Linked DNA regions of Homo sapiens: region 2 is linked to region 1. A link is an interaction called in ENCODE POLR2A ChIA-PET data of the cell type or tissue named here. Cell type or tissue: PC-3. All regions are shown on one strand. Each heading gives the region's core, and the rest is flanking DNA. Links, peaks and the distances in the headings are about the cores only.

What was found. ChIA-PET counts read pairs that join two places held together with the same protein. Peaks named below come from ENCODE experiments on the same cell type or tissue, not always from the same donor. Only the 100,000 strongest peaks of a DNase experiment are listed, where the experiment ranks them.
Region 2: POLR2A ChIA-PET joins it to region 1 with 9 read pairs; 5 of 35 experiments call an interaction of 5 or more read pairs at or near these places.

What each region holds. Positions count from the first base shown.
Region 1 is chr15:62,602,674-62,609,046 of GRCh38, forward strand. All of the region lies in intron 2 of TLN2 (talin 2), which reads left to right. Among named protein-coding and RNA genes, the nearest start is that of MGC15885, 39 kb to the right of the region's middle. In PC-3, for the core only: no CTCF peak of the experiment used is centred there; DNase peaks (open chromatin) are centred at 1,278 and 3,908; H3K4me3 peaks cover 289 bases; H3K27ac peaks cover 2,541 bases.
Region 2 is chr15:62,698,006-62,704,378 of GRCh38, forward strand. It overlaps TLN2 (talin 2), which reads left to right. Exons shown (of 59, transcript NM_015059.3): 16 at 749-862; 17 at 3,101-3,209; 18 at 3,987-4,195; 19 at 4,761-4,859. Among named protein-coding and RNA genes, the nearest start is that of MGC15885, 56 kb to the left of the region's middle. RefSeq lists an enhancer at 625-919. In PC-3, for the core only: no CTCF peak of the experiment used is centred there; no DNase peak of the experiment used is centred there.

The DNA of each region.
Region 1 (6,373 bases), core at 874-5,873:
TGTATCCTTACATGGCAGAAAGGGAAAGGCAACTCTGGGGCCTCTTTTATAATGGCACTAATTCCATGAGAGCTGAGCCTTTATGACCTAATCACTTCCCAAAGGCCCCACCTCCAAATATCACAGTATTGGGGATAAGGTTTCAGCATATGAATTTTGGGGAAACATTCAGTCTATAGCTAGAGGTGTTTGCTTTTTTTTTTTTTTTAAATTTTTATTTTTATTTATTTATTTTTTGAGACTGAGTCTCGCTCTGTTGCCCAGGCTGGAGTGCAGTGGCGCGATCTTGGCTCACTGCAAACTCTGCCTCCCAGGTTCATGCCATTCTCCTGCCTCAGCCTCCCAAGTAGCTGGGACTACAAGCGCCAGCCACCACGCCCGGCTAATTTTTTGCATTTTTAGTAGAGATGGGGTTTCACCGTGTTAGCCAGGATGGTCTCCATCTCCTGACTTCATGATCCACCTGCCTCGGCCTCCCACAGTGCTGGGATTACAGGCGTGAGCCACCGCGCCCGGCCGAGGCGTTTGGTTTTACCCCAGTTCTCTCTCCATCCTGTTTTCTCCTACCCCATAGGTAACAATGGAAAAAATTACGGTTTATCGTTGTAGTGGTTTTTTTTTAAAATGTGTGTAAGCAAATGTGTGCATACTTTTGTATTTGTATCTCCTTCCCTTCTTAGTTAAGCAAGGCATACTCTATGCACGTTTCTCTGCTCTGCTTTTTTCATTTAATTTCCCCTAATTCTTCTTCTGTAGTGGCATAGAGAGAGAGAGAGAGAGAGTCCTCACTCCTTTGTGTATCTGCCTCTTCCTCCATTATGTGGATTTGTTCTCCCTTATTCAACCTGTGCTGAATTGATGGACATTTGGGTAGTTTCCATCTTTTACAATTACAAATAGCTTTGTGGAGAATAGCCTTGATACTCTTAAAATCATTATTCTTTTTTAACCTCATGGAAGTTAAATGTATATACGAGGTGACTCCTTTTGTAAAGACAAAGCAGGATGTCTACAGACTACTGGGATTGAACAGAGCTTTGGAGCAAGAAAGGAAAAGGGAGTCACGTTTGGGAGAAATAGAGAAGGACATTTCGGTGGAATCTGTGTTATGTCTTCAAGTAGCAGTAAATAAGGTTTATAGGAAGGTCTGTTAGATATTTTGATGACCTGTATTGCTAGGCCAAAGGCTATGGATTTTGCAATGTAGGCCAGAAGTTAGCAATCTTTTCTGGCAAAGGACTCAACTACAAATATTTGAGGCTACTGCCTATGTTGCAGCTATTCAACTCTGCTGTTGGCACACAGAAAGCAGGCATAGACAAGTCATAAATGGGTGTGGCTGTGTTCCAATGAAACTTGATTTATGGACACTGAAATCTGAATGTCATATAATTTCTATGTATCATGAAATATAATTCATTTGGTTTTTTTCCTTAACCCTTTAAAATTATAAAAACCATTCTTAGCTTTTGAGCCATAGTTTGTCAACCTGTGCTCTAGGCATTCGGGAGCCATAGAAAATTCTTGCACATATGAGGGAGCTGCTCAAAAGGGTTGTCAAGGCGGGGCATGGTGGCTCTCAACTGTAATTCAGCACTGTGGGAAGCTGAGGTGGGAGGATTACTTGAGCCTAGGAGTTCGAGACCATCCTAGGCAACAAAGTGAAACCCCATTTCTTAAAAACAAAAACAAACAAAAAATACCACACACAAATTAGCTGGGGGTAGTGGGTAGTGACATGCACCTCCCGTCCCAGCCACTTGGGAGACTGAGGTAGAAGATTTGATGGTGCAGTGAGCCATGATTGAGTCACTGCACTCCAGCCTGGGTGACAAAGTGAGACCTTGTCTTAAAAAAAAAAAAAAAAAAAAAAGAAAAGGGTGGGGGGCGATTGTCAACAGTATATTAAAGAGAGCTTCATAAGAGAGAGGGAGCCCAGGTTCAGGAGGGTGTTGGTGGTTGCAGTGTGTAGTTGGAAGGAGGCCGTGGGAGTGGAAAGTGGATTTCTTCTCTTCGTCTTCTTTTTTTTTTTTTTTTAATTATTTGAGATTATGGAACTATTAGGAAGCATGGAGCTCATATTATGCGATAAGGGATTTATATTAATCTCTCAAAGCTGTGTTCTCTGATTTTCCATAGATTATACACAGACGCAAGCCTACCATCCTGTAGCGTGTGGACCTAGGGCAAAATTTTCTCATTATTTGCCGCTGCCGCCGCCTCCTCCTCCTCCTCCTCCTTTCCCCCATTAAGAAACCCAAGACTGAGCCCCATCATAGGTGAACTTTTTGTATCAGCTGTCTTGTATGTCTTGTTTCTTACTACATTTGCAGGCTAACTGTTGAAAAAACAGTATTTTGTTTGTGGGAAGAAAATCAAAGGTGATGTAAATGAAAAGTGCATTTTCATATAATGGAAATTATTAGAGGAACTTTTAAAATGTCACTGCAGATTAATGCAGACAAGGAGCTGAATATATTAGAAAGTAGGTCAAATTTTCTCATGTTTATGAATGAGGTGAATTACAGTGTAGGTTTAAGTTTATAAAATTGGGCAATACTATAGTTTATATGAAATATCCTAGCCTAAATGCTATTATACTAAAATATAATTAAAATAAATTGAGTTTGTTTCCTTATCCTTTGTGTCTGAGTATTTTATACGTAACATTTTACAAATTTAATAAACTAGTAAAAGCGATGAGCTTCTTGTTGTTATTCACATTTCCTGTATTGGACACAGAATCTACTCTAGGGAATTAAAGCTGGAGTCGATTTAATCCATGGGCAAGCGAATCAGGAATCCTTGGCAGTTTGGGAGGAACAGGCTCTGGGCTGAGCTTCCAGTCTACTCCCTATCCCCAGCACCATCTTTTCCTACCAGAACCAGGGAAGTTAGGCTGTGGCTGCTGCTATGAGAGGCTGTTGAATTGAGAATCCGGTACTTGACCTGCCAGCTCAGAACACACGCCTCCTCCATGGGGAGATCTTGCTTCTTGTGGATAACCGTGTGCTCTGCTTTTCTTCCTTGTGACTCGGTTGAACACCAGAGTCACCTATAAGCCCATGTCATTGGTGTATCTAAGTCACGTTGGACACCGTAGCAGCAAAGAGATCTGGGCAATCAATATATGATGTTTAGACCTGCAGCCTCCCCAAGCTGCAAGCGAACTACCCTTCCCATCTTCACGAAATGTCTCTTCAGATGTGCCTGGTACCACAATCAGGGGCAGAAGGGCAGTCTGTCAGAATTTCCCTTCTTTAGATACATTTCATGTGATACATTTTGATAGACTTGTCTAGAGGTAGTAGTGTTACACCAGTGTCACTAGTTAAGTAGTGTTAGTCGATAGTGCTAGTGATGACTGATAGAACTTAATAAGAAGACAGTGTTTACCATTTCAAAAAGATTTTTTTTTTGTTTTTTGAGACGGAGTCTCACTCTGTCGCCCAGGCTGGAGTGCAGTGGTGTAATCTCAGCTCACTGCAACCTCCGCCTCCCAGGTTCAAGCAATTTTCCTGCCTCAGCCTCCCATGCAGCTGGGACTATAGGCACCCACCACCATGCTTGGCTAATTTTTTTTTTTTTTTGTATTTTTAGTAGAGACAGGGTTTCCCCTGTTGGTCAGGCTGGTCTCGAATTCCTGACCTCAGGCGATCCACCCACCTCAGCCTCCCAAAGCGCTGGGATTACAGGCGTGAACCACCACGCCTGGCCCCAAAAGATATTTTTTTTAGGTTGAAATTATTGTAAATAATACCAGGAAAGGAATGCCTGTGGTTTAACAGTAAAAAAGTTTAGCGATGATAGAATCCAGCTAGGCCTAATAGTATTTGATTTCCCCCATGGAGGATGATGAGTCAGAACATGGTCCTGGTCATCCATTACTGAAGCTTTTATTGTGCTAACCCAAGTATAAGGTCAGCGATACAGCATTCCTTCACCCCAGTATTGCTGGCTGACTTCCTAACCACCAGACACTGCCTTTTTTCATCTGGATAAGTACAGTCATTCACAAGTAACTGGGAACAATACTTCAAATAGAAGGCCATTGATTTTGAAATTGGGCAGACTTGGGTTGAAGCCCTGACTCCTACCACTTTAATAGCTGTGTAGATTGTAGTGTCAGTCTTTCTATAGCTGTGTCATCTGCCGTGTAGTGTGGAGTGAAGTGAATAGCACCCTCCTCGCAGTGTTTGTTGTAAGGTGATGCTCAGCGCAGGCTTGGCACAGAGCAAGTGCTCCACGGTGGGCCACTGTTGTTGTGTGGTCCCTATCACCACCTCCGCCGCTGCCACCATCATCATCCTCCTCCTCACCATCACCACCACCGCTGCCTGTAGTCTTCCGCCCCTTCCTCATCTCCGGATGAGTTTTCCATATGGTTGGGCCACTCATGCCTCTTCACAGCAGTAATTTTCTCGCCCGTGATCCTGGGTCCCTTGGATGTTACTTCCTTTTTGAGCTTGTGGGGCTTGCTCCTGCCCTTCAAGCACCCTTGGCTTCCTATTAGACTTTCTCTTTCCTCTGGGGAAAAGATCTCTCTTCATGCTTAATAGGCATCAGAGCAGCCTTGGGTCACAGAAGTCATGGTAGCTTTCTATTTGTCATCCTGACAACAAGGCCTCTCTGAGGCTTGAAAGGATGATGCTAGCCCACCCGCACCACCTCCCTTCTTAATTAGATTACTGATTCCATTTCCCTGATGGTTTTAAGCTAAAAGAGCTTTATTCTGTTGCCTTTGGATTGTTCTTTCTTGACTCCATCTCTCCTTTGATTTGCAGCAATACCTGAAGTAAAGTGGATGACAGTAGTTGGGAGCATATTGGCTGCTATTCTTTAGCAAAGCCTCCAGAATGGGTGTATCATAATGGAGTTTAGAGAAAATATAAGGAATAATAAACGAAACGTCCAAAAGGATCCCTCCTTTCAAACTGTCATGTACCAAGTGAGTTTCTGTAGAAGGGGCCCTTTTGGTTTTTAGCTGTGATTTTGTCTTCATTCCTTAGGGTTTATTTGACCCCTGTGTGGAAAAGGCCCGATTTCCCCACTTCCCCGCTCTTTTTTGTGTGTGTGTGCACAAGTCCATGTATGTGTATGTATGCACATACACCTCTCTTTCTGAGTTCACCATCCACATGCCATGGGGAGTGCACCCACACATTAGTGGAACTGAGTCATGCTGTGGCATGCAGCAGCCAGCTGTGGTGTAACTGCTGCCTGCTTGACTGTGAACAAGTGTTTCCCTTCTTTGCTAATGTCTAACCTCAAGGACCTTGAATTTGAGCTGCCAATTATTTTATGCAGACTCTCTCTGACATTTTTGTTAGGCTTTTGCGAAGGACATGTGTTGTATCTTTAATACTTTGGCGTATCTGAAGATTTGAGTTTGTGAAATATTAAGTTGGTCTACTACCCCCATCCCCCCACCCCACCCCTGCATCTAATTGACTCTAATTGACATTCATTTATTCAACAAACATTTATTGAGCATCTACAAAGTGCCAGGCAGTCTGCTGGATGTTGGCAGCATTGTTGGAAAAGGAAAATATGTTTATATCGTTGGTGCAGAGGGTTTAAGACAGAGAGTTAGGGTTGATAAATGGATTTTGGAATATCTAATAAGGGGTGGGGGTGGTGTTAGACTTCTCCCTAAGAATAGTGGGCATCCATTATAGGATTTAAGTGTGGTGAGCTGTAGTCAGATTTGAATTTTCAGAAGTCCACTGGCTGGGATGTGGAGAGTACACTGAAGAGCGTAAGAAGAGATGTGAGGATCCTAGCTGGGAAGCTGTTGCAGGAATTTGAGCAGGAGATGATGGGATGGCAGTGTCGTAGAGTAGGAGGAAAGCACAGGTTTGAGAGTGATTTAGGAGTTAACATTGGTGTCAAGGATGACTCTCCGTTTCTGGTGTTGGGAGGTGGGTGGATTGTGAAGTTACTGAGATCAGCGACACAGGAGGGAAGCAGGTTGGGAAGACACGGGGACAAGGGAGAGGTGATGAGTTTATTTTTGAATAAGAGGAATTTGCTATGCTTGTGAAAGACCTTAGGGAGGTCGGGGGTAGACTTGGATAAGGGGTGCAAGGGAGAGATCTGGCTTCTGTGCAGAACTGGTGAATGCAAGTCCTGAGGGTACATGGGATGGACCAGCAGGAGTGGGGGACTAGGAGAGAACTTGAGGAGATTATTTCTAAACGAAGGAGAGCCTGTGGGATTAGGGGTGGAGTGGTGCTGGGGCCGGACAGAAGTCAGAGGAGGGATAAGATGGGTAATAGGAGGTCTGTTTGGGTAGAGAATTCCCGTAGGCATTGAGGCTGTGCAAGGGAGCATAGAGGCCGGGCACTAGCCTGGAGAGTTTGTGGGCTTGTGA
Region 2 (6,373 bases), core at 584-5,583, 95 kb after region 1:
TTTTTTAAATTGGATGACTCGGATCACTGCCTGTTTAGTATCGGAGGTGTCCTCTGTGACTGGAAAATTAGGGAGCTCTTAACATGACTTGTGTACAGGGACAGAACTCTGCTCCCGTGTCCTGGCAGCATCAAGCTGATTGGGCCAGATACCCCTAGGAAAGTCTGAGAAGTCGACCAGGTTTTTAGTGATTTTGAGGTTTCACGCTGGGAGTCATTGATTCCTTTCCACTGTGCTGGTCTGTCCGGCTCAGTGCCTCTCAGGCCGGCCTTGGGACTCCCTTGCTATTGTGTGAGAACTTTTCGAAAGCTCAGGAACAACACTTGTCTCTGAAAAAGTACATTGACCGTAGATTTAGATGGAGTCCTTAAGTGTCTATCAGGAAGCATTCTCATTTAACACCCACGTGTTTCCTGTGCGTGAGGAGGTCCTCAGTACTCAAAGATTGGATCACCCCAGTTCCCCAGCAAGGACTCTTCTGAGCCTTCTTGTCAGCTAATTAAGCTCTTCACACACTTCTGATTATAATCCCTCCGTGGCAATCACCTTCATTTTGTGTTCTATTAATATAATGCAGTATCTATTTCTGGCCTCCAGGTTGAAATGGGAGATGGTTGAGGCGCTTGTTGAGATGTAGCCTGGGCTGCTTTGTCTTGAGTGCAGAGTTCTGTTTTGCTTTGTTTTGCATAAAGGGCCATGTCGGTCCCAGGCGTGTGGGATGACAGCTTTGTTTCATTTGCCTTTGCAGACCTCAGCCCAGCAGGCCCTGATGGGGACCATCAACACAAGCATGCACGCCGTCCAGCAGGCCCAGGATGATCTCAGTGAGCTCGACTCGCTGCCACCTCTCGGCCAGGATATGGTAAATACTGTTCAGTGGTTTTCATGCCAAGTCTCTGCCCTGGCAGAAAGCAGGGTTATATACTCTGTCGGGATTCATCTAGGTAAATTTCTATCTCTAGGTGAAATGGAAACCCATGATTTTTTCAGGATATTGAGTCTTTGCCTCTCAGTTGCACCCATAGGAGGAGAGAATCATAGGGTACTGCTGGCTGTTGGCAGTACCACGGGTGGGCTGAGAACTTGAACCCTAGGATCCTGTGACCTGGGTTCAAACACCAGCTCCAGTACTGGCTGTGTGAATCTGGGCTACTTGCCTTCTCAATTCCTCCACTTTGTCATCTGTAAATAGAGTTGTTATGAAGATGCAATGATCTAATCACCTGTAGAGTTCTTAGCACAGCCCCTCGCACATAGTAAGAGCTCAGTAAGCATTAGCTGTTTGTTAGTTTTATTGCTACCCGTGGTTCTCAAGCTGTAGCATCCATCAGCATCATCCGAAGGGCCTGTTAAAATGAATGTTGCTGGACTCTTCCTCTATTTTTTTTTTTTTGGATCTTGGGTAGGGCCTGAGATTTTGCATTTGCAACAAGATCTCAGGTGATGCCAACACTGCATGCCTGGGGACTGTGCTTTGAGAAGCACTGGCTTACTACCACTGAGCTTTTCAGCAAGGTAGGGTGATTAACCCAGAGATCTTCCTGTAGCTGCTGCTGCATGAAATCTTCCAACTCCTCACTGCTCAAATCGTGGTCCCAGGACCAGCAGCATTGGCAATTCCTAGGGTCTTGTAAGAGGTGCAGAATCTTGGGCCTTCCCCAGCCTACTCAAACAGAATCTGCATTTTAGCCAAGTTCCCAGCTTCTTTGGGTGACCATTAAAGTTTGAGAAGCACCGGCTAGCGCTGTCATTCTCAACCCTGCTTTGTACGTTAGAATCATCCTAGGAACTTTAAAAACAAAGCCCAAAGCACCAGTTCTGACCAAATAAATCGTTGTTGCTGTGGGTGGAGCCTGAGAATCAGTGGTTTTTATTCTCCCCAGGTGATTCTAATGGCCAGTCAGGGTTGACAACCACTGTTGTAGGACTGACTGGTGCCATCACAGGGGCCAGAACCAAGATACAGTCTGTAGCCTCATCTTGTCCTGCCAGGATAACTGCCCTCCAAGTTCTCCCAGAATGCTGAGTTTTTCATTTGCACAGTTGTGTGCGTGGAGGTTGCTGGTAAACTCAGCGCCATTTCTCCCAGGTACCCAAAAACAATAAACATTTGCTTTGGGGAACTCCAGAGTACAAACATGTATGGCAGACTCCCATATCCAGTATAATTGGTAGAGTTTTAAAATATTTAAGATTTAACATTCCTGCTTCACCAGTTTTCAAAGAATTAGAATGCCATAAATTATTTCTAGTGCTAGTCACATCCTGAACATAGATGAGTATTTTTGGGATGTTTTGGGAAGCAGATGAGCACCTTACTGCAGGGTCATCATTATCAAGATAAATGATCATTTATTAGGTAAGTTCTGAAATGTCAGAAAATAGAGAACTTGCTATTTATAGGTTCAAATAAACGTAAAGTATAAGAGCTGGAAAGGTTTTTAAAAACCATTGAATTTCCATGGTAGAAGAAGTATAAGGCACAGGACCTGCCTATGATTTGCCCGAGGTCCTGTCACCTGCTAGTGGTAGATCTGGATCCAGAACAGGGATCTCAACCCATCCCCTCATCTTACCAGGAAAGGTCTTACCGTCTACATGAGCATGGCCCTTAGTTGTCTTTACGACAATGCACGTTGTAAGCAAGAGGCATTTCCTACATTGACAGAGAACATGTCTAAGTTGAAACACCCTCTTTCTCACCCTGCACCCTGCAAAGCAAGGTGAAAATTAGCAACAACTATTAGTGCTAATGTGCAGTATTATGATGAAACATTGATTTTTCTCTCCTCATTCTTTTTCACTTGAATTTTTCTAAATAAGGCCACGTGGAATTTTTCTCCCTAAGATCTTAAAAGTTAAAAACACAAACAACATAATTAACATAAGACACAAGGGAGAATTTGCACGCCATTGAGTATCTCTTGCTCCTTAAGAGGCCTGTTAAGGATACTGTTTAGGATAACTTAAGGGCCCTGTCGGTGCTGGCCTCATAAGAAGAATGTAGCCAAAATGCTGGTGTGATTTTATGGCGGGGCTTCTCCGGTCTCCTGGGTAATTCTGTGCTGTGATTGTGTTGTGCCGTTGTCTGGCTTTGCAGGCATCTAGGGTATGGGTTCAGAACAAAGTCGACGAATCCAAACACGAAATCCATTCTCAAGTTGATGCTATCACGGCCGGAACGGCTTCAGTTGTTAACCTCACAGCTGGTAAGTCCCGGAGAGATTTGTGCTGCATTGGGGTTTTGTTTAAAAGCTGTGTTTTTTTTTTTAATTTTAAAAAATAAGTTATCTGTTGATTGAAACAATAGACTTTATATTATGAGAGGATAGTCTAAGGCACTTTTAGTGCTGTAGGCATTTTCTCCCAGTGACCCAGGAGAGTGGGAAGGAACATCTCATTGCTTTTTGCCTGTATCATGCATCCTCATTAAAAAGCATCTATTCAGATCTTCTCACGGCTTGTCAGTGTGCCGGACATACTGCAAAGTCTACTGAGGCTACTTTCTGCCTTCTGGGCACCTACAGTTGGAAAATGGTTTTGAATGAACAGACCTGTCATATGTGCCTTTGCCCATGTTGTCCAGCAGTGGTCTCTTCTGGCACAGTGTGGCTCCCAGCCTTTCACTGTCAGAGGAGAGCTGGGAACTTGCTTGTTTCACCCTGCAGCAGCCTTTCAGGAGCAGAGTTGACCCCCTGAGCTGCTGACAGGGGCCTAATGAAAAGGGCTGTGAGATGCCGAGACATCCTCTGGATTTTTAAAGGTGGTTGTACTCAGTATTTCAGTGCATGAGGCCTCCAGGTGAAAGGGCCTTTTTGAAGTCACCTCGGAGACAGGGAGCAGGCCAGCTCACTGTGCTCATGTGAAGCTTGGTGTCTGACTCCTGCAGGATGGTAGGTGAGGAACTCCTGCCAGTGTGGGGTTTTGAAAATTCTCACCAGAACCATGTGCCCTCCTTTGATGGGGATGGTTCTTTTCTGTGCCAGGTGACCCTGCAGACACTGACTACACAGCTGTGGGATGTGCGATCACCACTATTTCTTCCAACCTGACGGAGATGTCCAAGGGTGTGAAGCTATTGGCCGCCCTCATGGATGATGAGGTGGGCAGCGGGGAGGACTTGCTCAGAGCTGCCAGGACCCTCGCTGGGGCGGTGTCAGACTTGCTGAAAGCTGTGCAGCCTACTTCTGGAGAGGTAAGCTCCAGAGGCAAGCAATCACTCAGGTTCTGATGGGACAGCTGCATCCACTGGGGGACCATGGGGCTCTTGCTTCCCGAGCTGTTCCTTGCGTCTTGATGGGGTGTGTTTCTCTCTGCAGGAGTAACTGGAGTTGTGGAACTGGGTGCAGAAGCTCATCCACATTCAGGAGTGGTTGAGCTCTTAGTATAAAGGCCTCCCCCTCAAGGGTACTTGAGTAGATGCAGCTACAGGAACTTAACACACATGACTAATACGCATTTAAGGGGAATAGAAGTTTGCACCCTAATTTCCACAGAATGCATCACCTTCTTACCAAATGAACAAGGCTCACTAATTGGCCATTTCAAATCCATACAACTATATTGCTGGTTTGTGAGACACTGGATGTTTCCTTTCACGGATTTCACCGGGATGTCTTCTATCTGGCAGACCACCTGAGATTCTCACTGTCAGACAAAGGGAGCAAATTCTGTGAGATTCTACTTCCTGTACTTCCATGTCTGATGGCACTGGAGGAAATGCGTTTTCTTTCCAATTAAGGTGTGTTGTTTGTTCACAGCCTCGACAGACAGTTTTGACTGCTGCTGGCAGCATCGGACAAGCCAGTGGGGATCTTCTGAGACAGATTGGAGAGAATGAGACTGATGAGCGATTCCAGGTAAGATATTTGCAGGCTTATAGTCATGGAAAGAAGTCTAAGTGATGGTCTAGACCCGAGCAGGCAGAATGTAATATTTGAAAACTAACTAAATCTTTGAGATAGTCAAGAATGCGATTGAGATGGATTATCTTGGGAGTGAGGTCTTTTTGTGTTACCAAAAAGATTTTTTTTAATAGGAAAACTCATTTCACTGCCACCATGCGTCATCATTGTAAAGCACGTATTTAGCTTTCCTGATTTTTTTTTTTTTTTTAAATTAGAGTCTCACTCTGTTGCCCAGGCTGGAGTGCAGTGGCGTGATCTTGGCTCATTGCAACCTCCATCTCCCGGGTTCAAGCAATTCTCCTGCCTTAACCTCCTGAGTAGCTGGGATTACAGGTGCACGCCACCATGCCCGGCTAATTTTTGTATTTTTAGTAGAGACGGGGTTTCACTATGTTGGTCAGGCTGGTCTCGAACTTTGACCTCGTGATCTGCCCGTCTCGGCCTCCCAAAGTGCTGGGATTACAGGCGTGAGCCACCGCGCCTGGCCGTGATTATTTTTTTTGTTAATGTGCTGGACATTCTTTAATCACAAGAAGGGAGGAAATATTAATAGTGTCATGAACTCCTGGTATCTGTCACCTAACCTCTGTGATCATTAGTTCCTGGCCAGTCTTACTTTATCTGTTCAGGAGGAGGTTTTAATGGCATCATTCTTGAGTCCTCATAAACATGAAGTTTATGTTTACTTCGACACACACACACACACACACGCGCGCACACACACACACACACACACACAGAGAAAGAGAGAGAGAATTTCCTTTGTACTCAGAGGTGGTTTATTTTTTGTGTCTTATCCAAAACCACAAGCGTGGCAGGGAAGTCTTTTTTGTGACCCTTCTTTTTCAATACCAGGGACCTGTGGTGCTTGCCCTCTGGGGAGCGACTGTCACCACTGTCTGCAGTATCACCTCACTGCAGCTCAGAAAGCATCAGACATCTCTGCTCATCTGCCTCCATCCCTGTCCCTCAAAGGGTGGGGCGCAGAGGCCTGCTTCTGGGGTGGTTCAGGCCAGGATGAGCTGCTTACGTGCTGGTGGGCCAGTGCCCTTTACTCCTTCTCCTAAGTCTCTAATTTTGCAAGTAATATATAAATATATCCTAATTAAATTGTTACAGTTCTGGCCCAGGTTCTCTGAAAGATGCCCTTTTCCAAATCCTGTGTCATGTTCACTGTTTAGGAATTCTACAGAATTTCATTGGCCTTCACTTATTAAAATGTTTTTTGAATTATTTATTTATATATATAATGAAATATTTACTTAGAAGAAATCACAAAAAATTACGAACTTATATGAACTAACACCACAAATATCACCAAATCTAGAAAAATAACGTAATGTTTTTATTAACTACCTGACACTTCTAAATACCTTTTTTCCTGCATTTTTGACTTCATCTGTTTTGACCACCTCTTCATTTGGCAATGATTTTATAATATTTTATAGACGGAACAAAAAGATCCT